2 separate regions of the Homo sapiens genome follow, and region 1 is linked to region 2. The links are chromatin loops, found by intact Hi-C in ENCODE. Cell type or tissue: gastrocnemius medialis. All regions are shown on one strand. Each heading gives the region's core, and the rest is flanking DNA. Links, peaks and the distances in the headings are about the cores only. Region 1 holds the start of MANCR (mitotically associated long non coding RNA). Region 2 has its middle 7.7 kb from the start of LINC02639.

Region 1 (12,580 bases), core at 2,680-10,679, 850 kb after region 2:
TGCTTAGCTTTGTGGTCACCTAATGATTCAAAAGACATTTCCGTAAATGCCTGGAAGCAATCAGTCTTCTAGCCTTCGCTGATGGGTTCTGCATATGAGTTCAGGCATGCCTTCAGGACTCCACCAGGCACTTGGTAATTCTGCCTTATCCTTCACTTTTTGCTTGAGCAGCGCCGAAAGGTGAGCCAGAGGTGAGAGCTTATGGCCATTTCAGATGATTTCTGAGCACGTCCACAGCTGTATGCATATATGTGACTTTCTATTTTCCTAACTACTTTCAATACATGCCCTGCAGAAAGACCGTTGCTCTGAGTAAGCTCTGAGTCAGGTCAAATAAAGGCAAGCCTTGTGAGTAGGGTCTTCCAGGAACCATCAGACAATTAAAATAGTGACGATCCTATTGGAATTGGGTTTTGATGAAGCCCCAAACTTGTTTTGGCCCCCAGTGGCTGGCAGGCTGCTGGTTTTCCTACTACTGTGTGCGAGTTTTAGGGCTGTCATCCCCGGTGGGGGTGGAAATGAGGAGAAAAGAAAAGCAATGTTAACACTCAATAAAATGTGCTGCTCTTACCAAGATTAAACTAGTTTTTTTGAATAAACCTGCTGAATTGTTACAAGCCTTTGGTTAATTTCCCAAGTCCTGAAAGGATTGATTCTGCTCATTTTTGAAAGCATTCTCATTGTTTTTATAGATTGGAAAAACTTCAGAGATCCTTACTCTGTCGTTTCCCCTGACATCCCATTACCATATCTTTTCAGACTAACAAATATTTTCTTTATTTTGTTTTTATCATAATCAGAGAAAACAACAAGTCTTAAAATGTGAAGTATTTAATTATTTGGCTAAGCAACATGCATATCATTCTGGAAACATGGTAAAGAAGCAGGCTCCATTCTTGATCCTGGGAAAGCTGCATTCTTGGCAGTCACTGACATTATACTATTGAGGACAGGCAGGGCAAGCCACCACTAGTTTCATTGTAAAGGCACAATTTATCCCCCAGGAATACCAGGCAAATAAGAGTGGCCTATTCTCTTCTATTTCCAGAAATCACTTAAGCCAACGTGACTTGGATTTATTATTTCTCACAAGAGATTTCTCTTTATATCTTTGAATTCATTGCTAGTGTACTTCACTATGAGATTTCGAATTTCTATTTTGTTAGTCTTTTATTTTGATGGATTAGAATAGACTATATTGTTCAAACAACCTTGTAGCTAAGATCCATTTAAAGTGAAAACAAATGTATAATAAAATGTCATGGTTTACTCTAAAAAATATATTTAAAATTACAATACAAATTGTGAATATAGGGAAGAAAGTTTATAAAAAAATTTTTCTTGAACACTTACTATCATGGCCCAAATACTGTGTCCACATTTTATGCATATATTATATATTCCTCACAACAATTTTTTGAAGACGTTAATAGAATTCCTAGTTTACTAATTAGGAAATGGAGATCTTAAATAAGATTCCCAAAGTTATACAGCTAGCTGTGGACAGACTGAAACTTCAAAAGTCACGTTGTTCATTTCATTTTTTATTAATAAGGCTTTGGTTTTGAAAATAATCTTAATAATAAATGCATCTCCTGACTGTCTGAATTTTCACGAAGTTTAAAATATTTTAAGGGATTTCTCTAATTAAGAGTATGTAGATAATGTTTTTTGAGCTTCCTTGCTTAGATAACAGCCAGAGGCAAAATCTTTGTTCTCAGTGTCATGTAACTAAATTCAATAAAGAATTCATTATTAGGAAAACATAAATCAAAAATGAGATTTGGTATTGACTAGAGTTTGAAAGAAATAATAAGCTGATAGGCATTTTCATAAAAATATAGCAGGTTCATAATAAATGCCTAAAGTGCTTATTGTCTTAATGTATTCATTTTTTAGCCATTTAAATTACATTTTACAGTTCCAAAAGTGGCTAATCAAGTAATAAAGATAATGTTCAAAACTACAAAGATCTTCTTGGCGTATTCTCAGCCAAGAGAGTATTGGCATATTTTCGCAGATAGCACATAACACTTTTTCATGAGTCACTGTCTTAAAATAATTTTCTTCCTAGTGTTATAATACTTCCTTATAGGAATTTTGATTCTGCAAATAAATTTTACATCAATTGATATTTGCAACATTATTTTAATATTAAATAAAATTATATTTTAGTTTTGTTTAATAAAACAACATCAAGATTTGCAACAAGTACTATTACCACTTTCTCACAAACTAATTATAATACCTATTTGGTTGCCATGTGGTTTAGGCACTCATCTCAGAGAGTCAGTTGTGTATAGGGTAGTGATTCTGCCATGGTACCTGTCTTCATTATTTTCAGCGAGATCCGTAAACTCTTTGTGACTGAGTCTCACCTGTTGAACTAACCAGTAACTGTTGCTCTGGTCCACTGAAAAACTAAGAGTCATTTGTATCACGTTCTAATCGCCTTCATCACAAGGGCTATCTTTCCTGCTTTGAAACTTAAATGTTCATCATCAAGCAGTTTCTTGTGTGAGGTACCTACCTTGATAACTACGTTAAACATTTCCCTATTTTTTTCAGTCCTTTAAAGATTCTGCATATTTACTGGGTGTAAGATAATTTTCTCAGCATGAAAAGAAGAATGTGAAATGGTTGAGGTTTAAATACCCATAAGAGAAGAGGAGATAAGAGACTAGTTACTGTCTTAAGCTTATACTTGAATTTCAAGTAGATACTTGCAAAATCTGGGGACTATTGAAAAGCTACTATTAATAATAAGAGAAAATGCCCCCATATAGGGACAAAAATACTCCAAGTGAAGTAGCCATCTGAATGGGACTCAGTTGGGGGAGAAAATGCTTTTTACAACAAATTAAATTCTACTTCGATCTTCGCACAAATTTGTAGTCCAAATTAATATTATAAAAGAATTGTGAAAATCCCAAGTTAATACATGAAGAAGAGACATATTTTGGGAAGTTGAAATATTAGTGGCTTCAGCCAAAGACAATGCAAAAAAGCATTTTGTATGTGTTCCACTTCAGGCATGGCCAAAGATGCTCCTGCCAGGCCAATTTCCCCACAAATAACCACTCGAAACCTGGATAAATTTTTTGAATAGTAGCCTGGAGGCAGTGCAGATTGAGCAGAGGCTGAAAGATTATAGGAGGGAATCAATTTGGAAGAAAGAATGGCATGGGGTAATTTTCCTGTGTTCTCAATTATTTTAGCCTCAATGCAGATTGCAGTCAGCATTAATAAGTAAATCCTTGATAGAAAACCCATACTTTTTCTGTTCTAAAGAACTGGAGAACAGAGTTTGAAATAATCATTTCCACCAGAAAGTGAGGGAGATATTCCAGAAAGGAGATGGCCAGAGACGGGGAGCCCAGATCCCATGCACAAATTTCAGCCAATTAACTAACCAACCTTAAACCATGCATACACAAGGCAGGATCAAAGCACTTTGGAATGAATTTTGAGCTGTGTTCAAAACACAATGTTCATGAGTCTAAAATAATTGTCCGCTAAAATTTAGAAAATCAATACTCTATTAAGGATTATAACAGGATTCAGTCTCTACATCTTCAGAGTATTCAAGAAACAATACAAATCCAGTCAATAGGTGAAGAAAGAATGGATATTTCATTCATTCTCAAGAGAAAAGACAACCTATGGAAAACAATACCCAAATGAACATATGTTGAAATAAGCACATAGGATATTATTTTAACTATTTTAACTACACTCAGTAGTGTAAAAAGAAATATGCTCTTAATAATCAAAATACAAATAGTTTCATCAGCAAATAGAAACTAGGAAAAAGTCTCAAACAGAAATGCAAGAATCAGCCAGGTGCAGTGGCTCACACCTGTAATCCCATCACTTTGGGAGGCTGAGGTGGGCTAATCACCTGAGGTCAACAGTTCGAGACCAGCCTGGCCAACATTGTGAAACCCCATCTCTACAAAAAATACAAAAATAGCTGGGTGTGATGGCATGCACCTGTAATCCCAGCTACTTGGGAGGCTGAGGCAGGTAAATCGCTTGAACCTGGGAGGTGGAGGCTGCAGTGAGCCAAGATTGCACCACTGCAATCCAGTCTGGGTGACAGAGTGAGATGCTGTCTCAAACAAAAACAAACAAACAAAACAAAACAAACAAGAAATGCAAGAAGGGAAAAATACAATGTATGCAGTAAGCACACACTAATTGGGCTTCACAGAATAATAGAATTGACAAAGAAAGGGGTCAGAGAGATCAACAGAACTTTTTAAAATCTGAACAATACCAAGATTGATAAGCAAAGTGAACAAAGCTTCATGGACCTGTGAAATAATCTCTGAAGTTCCAATATCCATGTAACTGCAGTTCCACAGCAGAAGAGAAAGAAAATGGGACATACAGACACACAATTATTGAAAAAAAAAAACTGAACTTTTTCAATTAGGTAAAAGATAAATTTACAGATTATAGAAGCTCAGTAAATTCCAAGTGTGAGCAAACATCATTAAAATGAGCAAGTATGTAATAGTCAAAGTATTTAAAGCCAAAGAAAGAATGTTTTCACAAGCCAGACAAAAATGGCATATTACATACATGCAAAAAATGTTTCAAATATCTTTTTCTTGTCAGAAATTTTAGATGTGAGAAGACAGTTGAAAAATATTATAAGGTAATGCAAGGAAAGAAACTGCCAACCCACAATTCTACATCCAACAAATGTATTCTTCAGAATATGAAGGCAAAATAGAGACAACCTCATACGTTCCACCATTGTGTTTTGGAAGCAGATAATTTGTTTTCTAGTTTTACAGTTCTGTGGATGAAGGGACTTTGCCCCAGTATGGATGAAAACTAAGAGTCTCACCCATACCTAATTTAGATCATTTCAATGATGAGATTTGTAACTTTTTGAGTTGATATTAATGTGACATTTTTTAGAGTTAACGCTTAAATGGGTTAAGAATTTGGGGGACATGGGTAAATGTATTTTGCACACGGGAGAACATGAATTTGGGGTGCCAGCTGGTGGAGTTTACTGGGTTAATTAGTGCCACCCTTCAGCCCCCTAAAAATGCCTGTTCAACTGGAACCTGTGAATGTGACCTTATTTGGAAATGGGATTTTTTGCAGATTTAATGATGAGGTAATCATGGATTAGAGGGATCTATAATCTAATACATGGTATCTGTGGTTTCCTCATAGGAGGGAAATTTGGACATGGACACATAGGGAAGACAGCCATGTGGAGACAGAGGCAGAGGTGGACCTGCTGCCGCAAAACCACAGGGCGCCAAGTACTGTGGGCCACTGAGAAAACTAAAGGAGAGGAAGGATTCTTCCCTGGAGCTTTGGAGAGGGTGCGGCCCTACTTTCACCTGGATTTCAGACTTCAGACTTCCAGAACCATGAAGGAATAAGCTCTCTTTGTTTCAAAACCACTCAGTCAAGGCACTTTGTTACAACAGCCTAGGAAACTAATACAGGAATTGGTATTAGTAAAATCATTATTGTTGGCTCATATGACCATACTCATAGAACTTTTAAGATAATATGTAAATAAGCAACTAAAACAAAAAGTCAGAAAGCTTTATGGTGCCAGATCAATATACAAATAAATATCATTATTTTCCAATAAAAACAATTATATAATGTAACAATAATAAAGTAATAATACAAAGAAACTTCCCATAATAGCTACCAAAAATTCTAAAGTAGTTATAACTAGTTTTTAAAAATAATATGTTCAGAAATTTTATATAAACAAATATAAATTTTAAGTTAAAAAGAAAAAGAAATGGATAAATACATCATTAATGAAGTTTCAATCAAAATTCATACATGAATATTTCACAGAATTTGACAAGTATATCTAAAAATTATTTTAAAGGAGTAAAACGAGCTTGGAATTATTTGAAGAAGAAAGTATTTATCCTTTTGTATATTAAGAGTTAGCCTAAGTCTCCCGGGACTCAATGGTATCACCTCTCTAACAAAAAAGGTCACAGAGATATGAAAACACATCATAAAAAAATCTATCGTTTTATCACACAATGATTTGATCACCTGTGCACATGGAAACAACCTTATTTTAAATCCTTGTTTAGAGTCAATTTTAAGGGATAATGTTGCATGTGAAGCTCCATAATCATTCTTTTGTGTTAAGTGGTTGAGGAAAATATCAGGCTGGTGAGATGTTAATTATAGGTCCAGGGAATAACTTGAGTTAATAAATCAGAGATGAGTCCAAAGTTCTGTAAACAAGTTTCAACATTTCTGGGCACCTGAGATTAAGCACAGCTCTGAGAAGTGCTCCACACGTTCCTAAGTATATGATGCAAGTTTTACTTTGGCAAGAAAATGTAACTATATCTAGTACCCACCTTAGGAACATGAATGACGAAATGGAGATTTCACATTTGCCAGATGAATAGGACTAATGTAGAAAAACAAATCAAACTGTCCTTTACTCTCAGTCAACCCCCTTCTCAATAACAAAAACATCCACATATCCACATTGTCCATCTATTTTAAGGTCAATATAGTATGGATATTATACCAACTTGCAAAAATAAATTAAACCACTTACCACAGGTATCCTCCAACATCATTGGCACCATTAAATAACATTCATTCAGAACTACTTTTAGTGAATGTAGATACTTAATGTTTACAGACGAGGAAATCTGAATGGTACGAAACAAACAGAGACTTGTTCAAGGTCTCACACTGACTCAGCAGCAAAGTCCACATAGGAAGTGAATGTTCCTGAAGTAGCACATTTTGTTTGGACTACAAGACCAACTGAGTTATTATCTTTATTTGAAAATGATTCATGCAAGTCTGCCACAGATGAAGGCAAGCTGTGGAATTCTTACTCAAACTCTTTGTTGTTATTATGGGAAAGCTTCAAGTCTGGGGTTTTTTGTTTGTTTGTTTAATACCTCATATTTGTTATCCGAAAAAAACAAACAGCGTTCATTCACCTGTCAAGCAACAAACGACTCTCCACGAGAATGCAGATTTTGATCAATAGGAGTTTTATTACTTGGCTCAAGTAAGGGGAGCACTGGGTGTATTCTCCAAAGCAGTGTCTCCCTGAGGGAAAGTGGCAGGAGGGTTTTATGGGGTGATGGAGAGGGGAGAGGGTGCATTATCGCATGTAGATGAGGGGTCCCAGCGGTGCAGACACAGTGTCATCATGGCAACACATGGGTTACATGTTATGATAACGGAACTACAGTTCCTCCAGGATGGAGACGTTACAGTCATGAGGAAGATTCACCAGGGTTCATCTCTAAGTTGCCAGGGTCTGTCAGGAGCTGGTTTCAACCAACTAGGTTACTATAGTCCACCCAGGGTTTAGGGAAGAACAGGCTGCAGGGCAGGAAGCTGTAAATCAGGCTGATGGCTCACGTGGATTAAACTCCTATGGTTCCTAGAGACCCTCCTTGTCTGCTTATATATCCTAGAACTGAAAAATAAATTGAAAAGTGAAGTGGTTATGGTGGTCGCACTTCTGAATTCTGGTATGCCCCTCCTACCTCCCCCTACTAAGTAAAGAAAGATAAATCAGTCGTCTTAACAGTATTTAAAACAGCCCTTCCCAAAAACTCAATACATGAAACTTTCTTTCTAGTTGATCTTTGTACCAAATGATCTGGCCAATAAAGGAATAAAATCTTTGAGCTCAAATAACCATGAAAATGCAATACCCGATTTTCCTAAATGCACTTCCTAATGTGAAGGCCATTCACAAAAGCAAATATCCACCCCAGATTCTACTGGGTATGAAACATCTCAATGACTGATACTTCATCTTATCACCTGAAAATTAAATAATTTTATTACAAAAAGAATTAGTAGATTATATTGCTAAATCAAGTTTAGCCTAGAGCTGCCTCCTTACATATTTTAAGTTCAGTCTAAACGTTTCTCTGTAGGTAATGAACTGTAACCTCACTGGACGTGTAAACAGACTGTGACCTACCTACTCTTGTGCCAATCATGGAGTTTCAGCCAATCACAGGCGGCCGGCTGTTCAAACCATGTTTAAATAAGGCAAACGCAGAGCTGTAAGCAATCTAGGTGTTTCTGCACCTCTCGTCCATTTTCTGTAAGTCCTTTTTCTGTTCATAAATCTTCTTCCATCACGTGGCTGTGCTGGAGTCTTTGAACCTACCCTGCCTCGGGAGGCTGCCCCAATCAGCAATTTGTTCTTTGCTCAATTAAACTCTATTAATTTAATTTGCCTAAAAATTTTTTAACAATGTTTACTAGTAAATTTCATTTTTTCTTGCAAAAAAGAAAAAATCCTGAAAACAGGAGTAGGGAAAGATTGATGGCTAAAATTAAATATGGTTAACTTTAATATTTTAACTTATCACAAGAAAATTGCATTGCTTTGGACTATAAAAGTGATACATAAATCTTTCACTTCAGTAGCGCCATCACCATCATCAAATATTTAAAAACTTACATATGAAAAGAAATATGGTGGGGAGGGAAGTAGACAGAAACAGTTAAGAAACTAGGACATAATAAGACAGCAAAATTCCTGTTGGTTTATTTTTTGCTTGTTTCCTTGCTTAGTATTCTCTGATAGCCAAAGAATAGACGAAATATTCTAAGAGCCAACGAATAGACAAAATTGGGCAGCTGCTTCTGGAATACAAAGGTACAAATCCTTAGAAAGTTCTTCTGAGCAGATAATCTTCCCAGAGCCTTGACACAAATGTGATCATTAGAATTTTATTTCTCTGGGTTAAAAGTAACCTCAGGGAAGACAGCACTGTTGAGAGGCATTTACATCACTGAAAATTATTTTGGCATAACATTTTAAATATAAAAACCAGCTTGGAAAATGAGAGACGCTGGAAAATGCAAAAGCCTGTGTACATGGGGCCTATGCTTTAGGTTGGAGAGCCAGGACCCCGGGCGAGAGAGAACAAGCTAAATGACCTGAGTTAAGTGACTTGGTCACTGCTGCAAACTTTGCTTCCTCATCCATTAATTGAAGATAACAAAAGTAAGAACCTATCGCACAGGATGGCAGGGAGGACTAAATTAGCACGACAATGACCATCAGAAAATATGTGCTCATTACACATTAACCATTTCTCTTCCTCTCGTTCCTCTCCTTTACTTCTTCTACCAGCATCACCTCCATTGCCACTTCACAACCTCACTACCCCATTGCTAATTTTGTCTTAAGGCATGCTAGAGGTTTAAATAATAATCAAGTATACTGCTTTTCACTTATCATTAGCAAAAGCTTTTGAACAAGCCTATGAACAAGAAGAAGCTACGTTCTCCCAAAGGTTTTTTTTTTTTTTTTGAGACCGAGTCTCGCTCTGTCACCCAGGCTGGAGTGCAGTGGCGCTATCTCGGCTCACTGCAAGCTCCGCCTCCCGGGTTCACACCATTCTCCTGCCTCAGCCTCCGGAGCAGCTGGGACTACAGGCTCCCGCCATCACGCCCGGCTAATTTTTTGTATTTTTAGTAAAGACGGAGTTTCACCGTGTTAGCCAGGATGGTCTCGATCTCATGACCTTGTGATCCGCCCGCCTCGGCCTCCCAAAGTGCTGGGATTACAGGCGTGAGCCACCGCTCCCGGCACCAAATGTTTTTCTGATGAGATCAAAGTTATCTCAAAACAGTATGTGACTTTTTAGTGTATGTGCTCCCCCAAAGCATCTGAACTAAAAAACCTGAGTGTTTCTTCTTTTCAGGTCTGAGTTTAAGAGTCAGGTAAATACATCTTGTTAAATATTTCTAAATTATTTTCTCTTGTATGATTTTCCTTTAGAAATTGAATTCTCTCTTTTCTTTGGGTTTTGCTGAAAGGTTCATCGATCATTCAAATAAATTTCACAAAAATATTAGGAGTAGGTACAATGGCTATAATGCATAGTTAACAGAGAGATCATTATGTCTGCCTCTGAGGACCTGGGTGTGGCCTCTGATTTCCCTGGACAGTGTTTTGGGCTTCCAATGAGAAAGTCTCTCAAAGAAGGACACTCTGCAAGTCACGGCCCTAGGGCCGGCCATCACCTAACGTCTTCAGATAAATTGTTTGTTTATGGATTCAAAAGCAAGACAGTTAATGAATGTCATCATTCAGTTTTCAGTTTGAATATTGTATTTTTTATTTATTCAGAACCTAGCATATAATATTTACACAGGATAATATATTTTTTATAAATTTTATTTATATATTTACTATATACTGATTATGTGCTGTGCTATTTGTGATAGAAGGATCCCAAATGAATGCAATGTTGGCTTTTATCCACAAAACACTATCATGATATACACGTAAAATATACATGTGAAAATAACAACATTATAAAATAATAAACCGTATTTAAGAAGCAGAATATTATAAACTTCAGCAGAAGTACAGAAGTGTATATAATATGTTATTTCTACATTTCATTCCCAGAATATTTCTTAAAATACATTCTATTTTAAAGGTAAGGGAACTAAATATTTAAGTGCAAAAAGAAATAGAAAACCATTGTAAATATATAGCTAACTCAGGCCAAAAATGTCTGTTTTACTAGTTCTTTTAAATGATAGGTTAGTCACAAGAAATAAGCATCAGATGAACTGAATCAGTTTCTCATTATTTTCTATTCGACAGGTTAATTTCAGGTTTATACATAAGATGAGCAACTTACCAAGTGCTTCTAATTCTACTTGATAAAATGATACTCCCTAAGCCACCTTGACTGGGTGTGAAAGAGGGCAAATAAAGGCTTAAATACAATATATCTTCCTGATGAGATAACTGCAGACCTATTTGTGGGAGAAAATTGCTGCACATAAGCATTTGTGTTTGTTTTATATTCACTTTAACTGTGAAGAGGGAAATGAAGTTCGAGCGGAAGCCATGAGACTCTATTGTAACAGCTCATGAAAAATTACAGCTCAACATCCAAACATACATCTGTCTGTGTCCCTATGTGAATTAATACAGTATTTTAAGGCCAACAACAAACACAAATAACCAATTCTAAAGCTATGGGAACTACTTTCTGCTGATAACTGCAAAAACACAGAAATAATAACATAAGTCATGGAAAACTATGTAAGACCCAAAAAGATAATGGCTAGATTATTTCAACCAAGGCTTGCTTTGGTATTCATAGAAATAAATCTAAAGCATCTGCTCTAATGTATCATTAAACTTTTATCAGATCATAGTCAGAATGCATGAGGATTAAAACTCCTTTTAGCTGAATAAAGCATGCTAAGATATACATCGTTCGTGTTAAGGTAGTAATCATCTCTTGGCTAATGAGCTTCAATGGACTGATAGGCATTAAGCCTGTTTTGAATGCAAGCACTCATATCTTGACAACAAAAGGGGAATATTTTTATCATTTTGGAAATGCAGTACAAGCATGTAAATAAATATGGGCCATGTTAGCTTTTGTTCGAGTAAGGAATTAAATGTCTTCTGCTTACCATTTAATATGATCTTTGAGTTGTTGTTCAAATGAGCTAGGTGGCTCTTAAGCAACTTCCCTGTGTGTTTTGTCGTGAATGCCACTTATTATTATACCCATAAGCTTCTTTTTTACCAGGGAGTATCCTCCTGTCAAATGACCAGCACTTCCCTACTTATTCTTTCCTTTTGTTAAATTTTTAATCAGCTTTTTAAATTCACACTGAAGTATGAAGAGCTACTTCCATCAACGTGTCATGCCTTCCTGGTGCACGTGGATTTTTTACCAGAAGTGAATGAGAGAAAAGAAGAATTTTTAGATCTCAATTAGAAGAGGTGGCAAAGGTGAAGACAATGGGGCTTTCTGTTTCTACCCCATCCCCTGGCCCTTGCCTGGTTGCTACACTTCTCTCAAGTCCAGCTGGACACACACCTGTAGAGAAAGTTACCTACTCACTTCCCTTTTTGAAAACAGGAAGCCATGAATTTGTCTTTTGTGAAAGCCTGAGTCTCCTTATTGGATATAAATTTTGCCTAGCAGTGATGCCACTCTTGTATTTTTGTTTATGATTATTGGACTTCAGAGCAGTCTCAGTAATCTTTTTGCCCCCTGGAAACTGAAGAAATACTTTAAATGATGCTTGAAAGAGAGGAGAAAACATTATGGATTAGATGGGTGAGGATATTGAAAGACAGTACCTTTAAGAATAACTATTGGGATCAATATAGTATTCATTTAACCTCAATTTTCTTTTTCTTTCTTTTATTTCTTTTTTGTTTTTAAGACAGACTCTTGCTCTGTTCACCAGGCTGGAGTTCAGTGACATGATCATGGCTCACTGCAGGCTCAACTTCTTGGGCTCAAGTGCTCCTCCCTCCTCAGTCCCTGAGTAGCTAGGACTGCAAGTGCATGCTACCATGACTGGCTAATTTTTGTATTTTCTGTAGAGACGGGATTCACCATGTTACCCTGGTTGGTCTTGAACTCCTGCGCACAAGCGATCAGCCAGCGTCGACCTCCCAAAGTGCTGGGATTACAGGCATAAGCCAATGATCCCGGCGTTGTCCTCAAATTTCAATGAGACATTACTTGATTCCTAAAGGCAGATTACCACCGTGGTACTGAGGGATGAATCA
Region 2 (12,580 bases), core at 2,352-10,351:
TTCAATTCACTCCATACTGGTGAACACTCTGCCCTCACGCTCATTGGAAGGCTGCTTGGATCTATCACTATTACTTCCTAATTGACTGGAATCTATTGAACTTGCAGCTTTGTTGACAGTGCACTAAGAAGTACTATTAATCACAACTACCTCCATTGGTGAACGCCATTTATCTCTGTCATCGTGCGTGCTTAAGAAACATCTTTGCACTGAGATGATCCCAGGTCCAATCACAATGATCATTATCTGATGTCACCTTCAAAACGTGGCTCAGCCAGAGCAAAATCTGTAAGGACAACACCATGGTGACCAGTGGTCCAACCCACTATGGGGGAAGTAGAGAGTTGGACAAAAATGGTTTTGAGCTTTCAGAGGTGACAGGAGTCAAGTAAGTGAGTTTATGATGTAAGCACACTTGAATGCTCCTTTAATCTTTAGAGCGGGGGCCACTGATCTTTGTTAATTTCCACAAAATCTCTGCAAAGCCGCGTTCTTCCTGGATTACTCAGAAAAGCCTTCCAGATGGTGACGGCCGGGCATCAGAGGCCACACCTTCAACTGGAGCTCCAACCCCACAGCGTCAGCACCTTTCTGTCGGGGAGAGAGTGTGACCGTGATGAGAACAACAGTGCTTCCACACGGTCTTCCCTTGCAGAAGGAGAACGTCAGACAGAGTTCTAGTTATACCTCGACATAGCTTTTCAGCTGAAAAATTCCATTTTACCAGCTGAGCATGTGGCTTGGTCTGGGATATTTGGTCGCAAAACAAAACAAAACAAAACCTGCTCAAATCGTGTTAAAACAAGCAAACAAACTCGCTGAGAAGTTTATATTGGAAGATGCTGAATGTAAGGGCAGAAAGCAATGCTATCCCCAGAAGAGATCAGCGCCTGAGCCTGAGAAGTCATCCAGAGGGAGGCAGGGCCCTTCCTCAGATCCCACGGGGTCTGGGATCCTGCTGTCCTCTGCCTCCATGGGCAAAGACCACGATTTCTGTGACATGCCCCATCCAGGATCCCAGCTAGTGCTGATGAGGAAGGTCCCCTCGTGGAATAGTTACTAGTAAATTCATTGAGAGGAGCCCTGGCTTTATTCCATCCAGGTGTGTGCATGTGTGTACACGCATGCCTATGTGTATGTGTACATAAACACACATATGCGTACACTGGGCTTCCAGATTAGAATGTATTTTATTGCTGACGTTTATTTGACCATGATGCTCTGCCACTGTAATCAGGTTATTTTCTTGAGTGAGGCTCCAGTCTCTCCACGCAAATGGAAATAAAAGCAGCACCTTTCCTGCTGTGAGCCCACAAACCTCCTTCCACCCTCCGTCAGGCCGTGCAGAAGGCCGCCATCATTATTTCCTTCCTGTGAGTTAGAGGTCATTTCATTCCACATGTATTTCTAAAAAACTAAAAGGGTATGTTTTATATGTTTTAATCTTAGCTTTTCTTTGAGCTGAATAAGAAGGGGGCAGAGTTGTATGTGATCTGAAACTTCAGTGTTTCAGCAAATATTATATGGTTAAGATTTAGATGGTTATTTCTGATGTTGAATGCCATATTTGTAATATTTCATCATTTGCAAAATGATTGCTAGATGATTACCCGTTTAGTAAGTTAAACCGGAAGTTCCCCCAGTGTCTACTATGTTAAATAGTTTTGTTTTCTTAAGTCATGAATGGAATTTCAATGTAATTAAAATGTTCAGTATCTACTTGATAAAACAGCAATATCTGGTGGGAAAATGATCCAATGCATACCAGTGACTCTTGAATCTCGGTCTCACGCTGAGCAGAAAAAGCCAGACACCAAAGACAGGTGGGGTCCGATTGCACTGCGTGAACAGCTAGAGCAGGCCAAACTCATCTTTCGAGATAGAAACCCCATCAGGGCATGCTGGAGGCAGAGCGGGAAGGGAGTCTGCACGCAGAGGCTCTGTGTTAGCAGAAGTGTTGGTTGCGGATTTGGGGATGGCCATTCAGGGGTAGGGGTATGCATTTCTTAAAATTCATCACACTCGCTTCGGGAGGCTGTGGATCGCCTGAGGTCAGGAGTTCGAGACCAGCCTGACCAACATGGTGAAACCCTGTGTCTACTAAAAATACAAAATTAGCCCGGCGTGGTGGCAGACGCCTGTAATCCCAGCTACTTGGCAGGCTGAGGCCCGAGAATCACTTGAACCCGAGAGGAGGAGGTTGCAGTGAGCCAGATGGCACCACTGCACACGGGAGGTTGCAGTGAGCCAGATGGCACCACTGCACTGCACTCGTCTGGGTGACAGAGGGAGACTCTGTCCAAAAAAAAAAAAAAAAAAAAAAAAAAGAAGAAGAAGAAGAAAAGAAAAAGAAAATGCACATTTGTAAGATCCATTCTGATGCAGTCAGAGGTGGGGGGATATCATGGGAAGTCATCGGTCAGTGCCTTCAGGGGTCTTGTGGCCACCTCTGTCTCCTCTCTGTGTAGACGAGTGCCCGGTAGATTATGTTTGTGCTCGCTGACTTAATCCATGACTGAGTACAAACTTCACTTACTTTGAAACCTTCTAGTTTCTCAGCAAAATGAAAAAGTTACTTTTTCTCCTTGTGTGCTAGGCACATAAATTCTAATAACCTTTATCTCTGGAAAGACAGATTTCCAGTATTGGCCATTTCAATTTATATTATTCATAGATGTTGGCCCTTAGCATTCCCACTTACAATAACCACAAATCCAGACTCCATGCCTGCAAACTTATCTTATGGCGGAAAAGATCTTTTTAAGATAAAGACCAGATAACCAGACAACCGTAACAAAGCGAATTCCAAGCTAAGGAATTGATGATTCTGGTTAACTGTGGACAGAGCCCAGCGGGAAGCTGACTTGAGTTCATGTTCTCCATAGATCTGGGGTCAACACGAGAATCCCTTTCCCATGAAATGGTATAATAATTCCCTTTGAAATGTATTCTCTTAAATGCCACTGTGGGGAAATTTATTAAAAATTTATAGTATATATTAAATCAATAAGATGAAGATATTTTTTCTCATGGCTATTCTTTAGGTAGACCTCAACGTGACATTCAAATCCTGTGCTAGATGGATGTGAATGTAATGGTTTTGTAAGTAGCTTCCTTCTTGACGGGTCACAAGGCAGTGTCCATGCACACCCCAAGTCAGGAGACACGCAGTCAGAGGTAGATTTAGTAACAGGACAGGAGAATGCGTGCTGACATGCAGATTACCTACTGCAGGGCCTTCCATTTCAAAGCATGATATAACCCCATATATTTAGGAAGATGACCAGCTCTGTGATTTTGTGATGCCTTCAGTATCTTTTGTATTTTATACAAATTGGCGTTATCTTTCATGAATTGCATGGAGAGTATCCAAGGGTGATATCTCTTCCTGAAGAATACCTGGACATCATTTAATTGTCAGCTTCAGAGACCGGCCTCTCTGACTCTCTCTTTCTGGGATTTGCAGTCAGAGAAGGTGGAGATGTAAACTGCTAAAATTACATGAACATATATGGGCCTCTTTTCCTCCCCACCCCACCCCCCCAAAAAAAAGCCATCTTTCTCTGAACACATCAAGTTATCACCACTTTTGATGTGAAGGGATCTGAACCCCTTCTGTGTATATCCACACTCCTGGTATGACATGATTGGAATTACTTCTTCATCTCCCATTTGACTAGCAGTTCTGTTTATTGATCTACATTTGGCCAATTAAAATAAACAGAAAGTTTGGTGTGAATTAAAAATTACAAGACCCTTCGTCATGCCATTACTTAGACTTTAACAGATAAATACTGACATTTCAATAAAGAATCATACCATGTTGTAGGAATCACAGCATCATATATGGCTTTTTTTTCCTGCAGCCAGGCATGGCGTTGCTCCTCTTGGTATCAATACCATTTCTTTTGCTTGGGCCTTTGTTTAAAGAGGAGGAATGTGACACATTTTTATTTTAATCATACTTGGTTTCTGGGAAATTCAGCTATTCTTTTCTCCTCTTTATCAAAGTGATGATGTAAACATTATCAGACTCACTAATTAGATAGTTGGCCAAACCTGTAAATAAAGCTAAAGTCACAGCCCTCTGATCTTCAAAGAGAAACAGTCTAGATGAAGAGAAAGGTGTTCTGTTGATAAAACACTGCCATGTAATTGGAGGCAAAATTAGATCACAATGGAGGCTCCTAACAGGCATGAAGATTAATCTTGTGTCTGTGACCCACTTGAGTTCTTCTTAATACCAACCTATATTAAGAAAGTCTTAACATCACTTGAAATCTCAAAGCACAGAGCTTTGGTTCATCTTTCCAACATTGATTTCATTTTTCTAGGTGAGATGTGAAGATTTTTAGGAATGAATGTGGGATGCGACAGGGTCCTTAGGTTTCCTGGGTGATGTTTTCAAGGTGCTCTCAACCTCTTTGTTTCACTAAGACTTCCAAGAGCAGTGCGGATGTCTAAGCAGGCAGTTTACCTGTGAGACAGCAGAGAATACACTGAGTCCGGGAAATTCAGTGACTTCTTTGGGGCCACTTGGCTGGTGAAGTACAGAATTTGAAGTTGGATCAATTAGATCTGCTAATTCTCCTTCTCTAAGTGGTGCATAGAACAAATATTTTAAAAAATAGATTCTATTTGTCGCCGTGTATGAATAGAAGAAAAGATGATTCTATTGTTGCTTTTGTATATCGAAGGAGGAACTTTCTAAACTGTAAGCCTAACGATGTCTCACACAGCAGTCTTTATTGACTACAAATCTATCCTGTGGTCCTGGGATCCAGGTTATAATTTTGTATTATTTAAATATTTTATATAAGAACAATATCCAAAATGGCCATCCATTTTTTTATATTTAGATATTTTTGTATTTAGATATTTGCAAGTTTTTATATTTAGTTTTTTTGTAAATTTTACAATTCTGGACTCTTGCAGAAACTGTCATTGTTCGCCTAAGCTGAAAATATTTTAAGAAGGAGTTTGAAATGCAGTTCCACAGACCTCATTCTTCTCCCCCAATAATATTTTCATAAGACATTTCCAATCTTTCAGAAGACAGTTTGGTTAAAACGTCAGTTATTTTTGTTTATGACCTCTGTTTAGGTACAAGCTGAGTATTTTATTCTTATCTGCATGACAAGAATCTAGTAGAAATGGAGGATGAGGCTTATCTAAGGTAAAAAGCTTTAGTTTAAAAAAATGTTGATGACTGGCATATGTGTGTAACATTGATATTGGCCAGCTATAAAATAATTTAAATAGGCTGTATTATTTTATGCCTTTATGGCTGGATTCTATTACCATGCTGGTGTTCAATCTCTACCCGACAGACAATCACTAGAGAAAGGAAATTTGATTCTGAGGCCCTCTAAACAGGGCCACTCCCTGCTTGCACAGTTGCCCCACGTCTGGAAGGATTTGAGCAAAGCCCAGGAGCAGATGCCCCAGCCGTGAGGTCATGAGGAAGCCTCTGGCCGCAGGGAGAGATAAAGTTGCAGGGTGTGTGGCAAAGGATTAGGAGAAACCTTGGAATTTGGACTGAGCAATTTGACTTCAGCAGACTTAACCTGAGGCGGCAGTGGGAGAATCAATTTGCCTTAAATAAAGTGTTTGAAGAATGCAGAGTGGATATGGTAGAAAAGGTGCAAACCACAGCGCCTTCTGGAATGGGATCAAGAAACTCCACTCCGTAAGGTGGGGAAACGGAGGCTGTTAAAAAACGTAAAGGCATAGAATAGAATCACACAGTGATAGGAAAATTATACCAAGTCACCACCCCTGAACCCGATCAGCCTATGTAAATGACTTTGTGCTAATAGGAGTTTCAGAGAAGGCTAAACTCCCAAACCTTTGCCTGACACCACCCTGGTGCTTAAGACCACCTTGGTGATGAGTCTGGAGTCCACGCGTGGCTCATAACACACGGTCTATAATGTGCTAGCTAAGCACAGAAACACACGCGTTCTGGGTGACTTGACGTTTTAATAAACATGTGATTCCCACACATGGGAATGCTCAGGCCTGGAACTGACCCACAGGGATGCGTCCTCACAGCCTGGGGGAGCCACGAGGATTTGGCTCTGATTCTCATCTTCCCCCTCTTCATCCCTTGCCCTCCCACTCCTCCATGACGTGGTGGCCACAGCTCCTGCCGGGCAGTGAGGCCGACTGCAGCTGACCGGTGACCGGCGTGGCTGGCTCAAGGCTTTGGCTCTGGTTACAAATAAACTGGCCGTGAAGTTCTTCCATTTTCCTGTGTGCTCCTCTGTCTCCATGTGTGCGTTTATAGCTGGTTCCCACAGGGCTGCTTATCAACCCCAGCTTCTTCCAATCTCACGGCTGACGCGCAGGCTGTGGACCCCGATGGGGACGATATGGAGCCTTTTGCTGGCATCCCGGCAGTTTGGTGGTAGGAAGTACTTATGTGGGTATTTCTCAGTTTTCTCAGGTTTGGAAATTTCCAAACCTGAGGCAGTGGGATTTCTTGTGATACTAGAATCTTTTGGAGGGTAGTGAGTGCTTTCTGGGATGGGGTCCCAGCCACGTGAGACAGGCTCACGGTTTCAAGCCATCCTGCAGATCGGCTCCAGGGTCGTGCCTTCACCCCAGACCTGCCTCCAGATAACATTTCCCTGGGCCTCTGGTGTCCAAGAATCTGTTAAAAATCAGACTAAAACCGTTAGGTGCCATGACAAGACCTCCGGTACCACCAGGGCCCAGCGCGATTGATTTAAGAACACTTCAAACTCACTGCCGCCTTCTTAAAAAATAGGAAGAGAGAGTGAGTAATAGGGAGGGGAGAAAGGGGAGTTTGTCAGCCATCATATGTCATAAGAGGATATTTTATTTTAAAAATATGTTGAAGCTGGCCATGGTGTGAGTTGACTGCTGAGGGAGTGAGGCTTTCTGTTAGAGAAAACTCTTATCCGTTCCTTAGGAAACGTGATGATAGGCTTGCTAATTTGCAAGTGATGTGAGGCTCCTCCCCGCTTCACTCCTCCCAACACACACACACACACACACACACACACACACACACACACACACACTCACTTTGTGGCCTCCATGGACGAGGTTGCAGTAAAAAAGAGAGAAATTTGTCACAGAAGAGATGTCAAGAAGACAGTGGGCTGGAAAGTGGGCCAGCCCTGAGAAGGAGAAGCACCCGCACAATTGGAAACATTCTCGGGGGGCAGAGGGAAGGGGACTGGAAGCATTCTCGGGGGGCAGAGGGAAGGGGACTGGAAGCATTCTCGGGGGGCAGAGGGAAGGGGACTGGAAGCATTCTCGGGGGCAGAGGGAAGGGGACCGGAAGCATTCTTCCGGGGTGAAGGGGAAGGAGCTGGCCTACTCAGGCGATGTAGCTACGTGGCAGTCTCATCTCCCTTTTGTGGATCAAGAAACAAACTCAGGCTTAGAAAGGCAAATGACTTCCCTGGGGACACAGGGCAGTGATTGGTGGCACAGGAATTCAAGCCCGAGTCTGCATGCCTGTCCACATAGAGGCAGGCGTCAGGGCCGCAGGTGCTGCCGTATGGACATATGTTAACTTACGCTAACTTGCCTTTAGGACTCATCTTTGCTGTTATTTGCTTACGACAGAGCTGCTTCTATAATTATGACAGGATTCCCTGCCTTAGGAAAGGTGAGTCTGAGAGAGGAGAGAATCTGGAGTTATGCTGGCTCAATGAACACTCTTCATCTGATTCTTGAATTCCTTGCTCTTCATTCCTGACCAGGCTTATCTTCTGTTGGGAAATTCCAGCAACAGGGACCTTGTTTCAGAGCTACCGGACTGTAACATCTGGTAGCGATCCCTGAAAGAGTAATCGGGAGAAGCACTGGTTGGAGGGTTGAGGAGGGGGAACTCAACACCCCACCTCCAACCCCCAAAAGAAACCTCTGTGTGTGTGTTCCTGTATGTACGCGTGCGTGTGTTCCTGTATGTACGCGCACGTGCGTTCCTGTATGTACGCGCGCGTGTGTTCCTGTATGTACGCGTGTGTGTTCCTGTATGTACGCGCGTGTGTGTTCCTGTATGTACATGTGTGTGTCTGTGGTCTCCGAGCGTGTCTGTGTGCTTCTGTGTCTCCATGTGTATATTTAGGTGTGTGTGACCCTGTGTATGTCTGCACTTGCACCTGTGCCCGTGTTCGCGTATGCTTCTGGGGGTGTGTATGTGCTCGTGTGCATGTGTGTATTCATGTCTGTGTGTACAGTACATGTGTGTCTGTGTGTGCTGGGTGTGTATGTGTGTATATGTACTGCTGTGTGTCTCTGTGTGTATGTTCATGTATATATGTGTGCATGTGTCTGTGTGTATGGCTGTGCATGAGCTTATGTGTGCGTGTCTTTGTGAGTGTGTAAGTGTATAGACGTGTGTCCATGTGTATGTATAAGGGTGTGTATATGTGTATCTGTGTGACTATGCATCTGCGTGTGCACATATGTGTCTGTGTGTCTGTGTGTGCATGTGTCTGTATACATGTGCATGGCCATATGTGTATCTGTGTATATTTGTGCCTGTATGTGTAGGTGTGTGTCTGTGTGAGACTCTGTGTGGGTACCTGTGTCTCTGTGTGTGTGTGACTGTGTGGGTCACTGTGTGTGTGCATGGGGTGAGGGAGGAAGTAGAAGAAGGAGGCATTTTCCCTGGAAACATGCAAACGTCCCGCCGTGGGGCACGAGCTCTCTGAGTTCTTGGAATGATTCTGACGTCCATCGTAGCAGATAAGTGAAGTTGTCCTCATCCGGAAATAGAGAGAGAGGGATTGCTTTGACATAAAGCTACACCACTTTGTGTATAATGTAATGAATGAATTCATAAACATTAACAAAAACCTGTTTTAAAGGAACTTATAAAACAATGACTAGGCAAAGATCTGTAGAATGCTGTTCATGCCAGAACTCGATGTTAAAATAACAGACATCGCTTAAGAAACTTGGTATGTAAGGAAACTTCTCGGCACCCACCCCCTCGTTTCTGAAAAATTACTAGTGAGTCTTTTGACCTTTCATTTAGTCACGTGAAGTTTTCATGGGTAATTCTTTCTTTCCCTTTAAACTACAATCAGAATCGAAACTGAAACTAAGAAAAGCTCAAGGACGTCAGTATTTGTCTTTTAAGCTGTTAACAAAAATAATAAAACTCTGAAGACTGTTGTCAAAAAACACAATGGTGGTATGATGAAGAAAAGATTATATATGCAAAAACAGACATCAAACCTTAGTTTAGTTTCTAGTAATATAAAATACAAAAAACATATAGAGAGATTTTTAAAGGGGGGTTGGCATTCCCGTATTCACACTGTAGGTCTAAGGAACATGAATGTATTTTGAAAGAATGTCAGAATGACTTAGATATGAAGGAGACACCCACCTCTATATATTCCTAGCCCCTAAGTACCATATTTAGAAAGTAGTTAAATTCTACTGCATTTGTCTGGGAACTTCAATAGAAAAGACCCATACAAACAAAACCGTATTCTCTTCTCAAAAAACAAAACAAGAAAGTACAAGAGCTTCCCATGAGGGTGTCTTTCAGTGCCTGAACTTGGTGTTTGATAGGACCAGGACATGTGGAAGCTTCTGGAAGGCCTGTCCTGTTGCACTCACTCCCTCTGCACTTCCTGGGCACTGTCTGGGGTCTCTGTGCCTGTGTCCCTGTGGACTGAGAGCTGGGCTGAGGAGGCTGTTTCCTGACAATGCTTAGGATGCCTCAGTCTCCAAGGAGAGGCTCTTCCTGAGCTTGTAGCTCAAAGATTATCTTGCTACCTGGCACTTGAGCATGGGGGGACCGACTTTGCTTCCATCCTCCCAGGCAGGTTGCCCGACCTTCCTTTGTGCCACCACAGAACTCCACATTCATCCCTAATTTGGATGTGAAAACTGCCCAGCAGGGGAATGAGCCGCCCCAGGCTGAGGGCCTTGTGATTTATCTCTGTGTTCCCAGTGCCTAAAGCAGGACCAGGCACAAAAGGGGCTCAAGTTGGTGTTGATGTGAAAGAGCCCATGAATTCATGCTTGTCCTATGAGCCAAGCCCAGGAGTTTGGTGCTGGAGTTACGTGGCCCACTGGGCCGTGTTTTCCTGTGCCTTGGGGGCTGCGTATCGAAGCCCTTGCACTTCTGGGGAGAATATCCTTCTAAGGCCATTCTCAAAGTTGAGTGCCCTCTGCAGGGGGTGTGGTGGGGGAGGCAGCGGTGGAGAAAATGAACCGGGGACCCTCCCTATCTTATCCCTCTCTTAGACACTCAAAATGCCCCTGGCATATTTTAGGGCTCTAAGAATTCACGAAAGTCTGCTAAACATTATTTCAGTTAGTATTTCCCATATTAATTGACCATATAGAACTGTTTAAAAAATAGACCTCTTGGCTGGGCACGGTGACTCACACCTGGTGGCCCCCAGCACTTTGGGAGGCCGAGGCGGGCAGATCACCTGAGCTCAGGAGTTCCTGACCAGCCTGGCCAACGTGGCAAGACCCCGTCTCTACTAAAAACACAAGAATTAGCCAGGCATGGTGGGACACGCCTGTAGTCCCAGCTACTCGGGAGGCTGAGGCAGGAGAATTGCTTGAACCTGGGAGGTGGAGATTGCAGTGAGCCGAGATCATGCCACTGCACTCCAACCTGGGTGACAGAGCAAGACTCTGTCTCCAAAAAAATAAAAATAAAACACCTCTTATCCCTGGAAGCAGCTCCCATGGAAGAGTAGGAAGCGATGTCATGATCTCACCTAAGAGGACGTTGAATTTGGACCTGGTTTGCGTCCCGCCTCTGAGGCTCCCCATACCTTCTGACCATTGGCATGTACGGTACCTTCTCAGCAACATGTGGATAATATTAGGAAGTAGAAACAACACTTGGGAATTCTAGCACAATGCCTAGAACACAGTAATCATGTCATATGCTACATACCAGCAGGGAACAGAGCTGCAGAAAATGCTAAAACTGATTTGATAAAAGAGGCTTTTTTTTTTAACCAGTTGTATGAAGGCCTTCAGACTGGCTGTCTGCACCTCTAAATACCTGTCATCTAGATTAGGATTTTAATATCATCTATTTAAAAAATATTAATATGCCCACTGTTTGCTTTTCTATTATTGACTCAAGCATCAGAGCCAATTAAGAAAGGGTTCCAGACAACAGGCCCCAGCACACTCAAAAAGTAAACAACACATTCTTCTGAAATGCCATACTTTGCACTGAGCTCAGAAGAGTCCTGCAGTGAAATGTTAAAGAGTCTGATAACAGTTTGTGAGACAAACACAGACAGGGCGGAGCATGCAAATCAGGACATCCATTTTTTCCCATTAGGGAGATGAGATTTTAATCTGTTTTCAAAATGATGGAGAAATGTTTGAACTTCTACACAGAAGTAACCCTTTCCCCAGAAAAGGAGAGGGTTTTCTGCAAAATGCCACCAAAAATTATAAGCAATTCCTATTTCAAATAGTATCTGTAGAGATTTGATTTGCATCCTAAATAGGGATTTGCAGATTAGCTATTTATAGCATTCCATACACAGAATGCCAACTGATTTTAATACCACTCCTGGGCTTTTGTAATAGGAGATGAAAGGGGAAAAAACAACTTTCCGAAACGTACAGCTTTATTTTTTCCCATTTATTTAATATTTGGAAAGATCAGCTGTATATTGCAAAAGTGGTTATTTTGTTTGAGATTAGCTTTCTTTCAGAAGTTAAATCAATTTTACTTCTGTTGTATTCAACTGCCGTGATTTAGCTGGAACATGGAAACACAGAAAATGAAGGCGGGGAACATGCCTTCATTTGGCATCAGGCTTGGACAGAAGAGAGAGAATTTCCCATTTCCTATTGAAAGAACATCTGCATCAACATTTTCTAAACAACACTGAGCATTACATTAAAATGATATCTTCGATGTATTGTTTCTACTTGGAGAAATTACACAGGCTACAAAAGAGTCACTTCTCCGGATGAATGACATAATAGGGACACAGGCAATCATATCATTGTGATGACTTTTAGAATCTGTAATTTGCACCCCTCTTGTTGGTGCCCTAATGATACTGCCATGAACTTATGTAACAGCATGAAGAATTCTGGATGTTAAAAATTAAGTCTCATATTTGTTCTTATATCCAATTTAACCTGAATTAAATGTATGCTTTGGGAGAAATTGTAGTTGGAGCAGTTTTAGGTTGCTTGGGTGCATCTGAAAAGTCACGACATACCATAGAAATAAAACAGCTTCATTTTGTTTAGTAAGCACTTACTAAATGTCTGCTCAGCAAAGGTATAAGGCAATGGAAGTATGAGAATGAATTTGTAATTACAGTAAAATGACCAGACAGCCAATTTCCTCAAAAATTAAGGAACGGCCGGGGGTGGTGGCTCATGCCTCTAATCCTAACACTTAAGAGGCTGAGGCAGGCAGATCGCTTGAGTCCAGGAGTTCAAGACCAGCCCTAGCAATATGTGAATCCCTGTCTCTACAAAAAATTAGCTGGACAAGATGGTGTATTCCTGCAGTCTCAGCTACTCAGGAGGCTGAGGTAGGAGGGTTTGAGCCCAGGAGACAGAGTTTGCAGTGAGC

What was found. Hi-C counts contacts between places; a loop is a spot of excess contacts. Peaks named below come from ENCODE experiments on the same cell type or tissue, not always from the same donor. Only the 100,000 strongest peaks of a DNase experiment are listed, where the experiment ranks them.
Region 1: a loop joins it to region 2, with 3 times the contacts of the local background. A loop is called at or near these places in 2 of 110 quality-filtered maps.

The regions. Positions count from the first base shown.
Region 1 is chr10:4,671,469-4,684,048 of GRCh38, forward strand. MANCR (mitotically associated long non coding RNA) reads right to left here and starts at 6,602. Exons shown (of 4, transcript NR_024475.1): 1 at 6,581-6,602. It overlaps LOC105376373 (a long non-coding RNA gene), which reads left to right and starts at 63. Exons shown (of 4, transcript XR_001747338.2): 1 at 63-191; 2 at 5,197-5,351; 3 at 7,935-8,107. In gastrocnemius medialis, for the core only: no CTCF peak of the experiment used is centred there; no DNase peak of the experiment used is centred there; H3K27ac peaks cover 6,150 bases.
Region 2 is chr10:3,819,965-3,832,544 of GRCh38, forward strand. No RefSeq gene overlaps it. Among named protein-coding and RNA genes, the nearest start is that of LINC02639, 7.7 kb to the right of the region's middle. RefSeq lists enhancers at 9,446-10,034, 10,035-10,623. In gastrocnemius medialis, for the core only: no CTCF peak of the experiment used is centred there; DNase peaks (open chromatin) are centred at 5,437, 6,117 and 9,979; H3K4me3 peaks cover 2,303 bases; H3K27ac peaks cover 5,526 bases.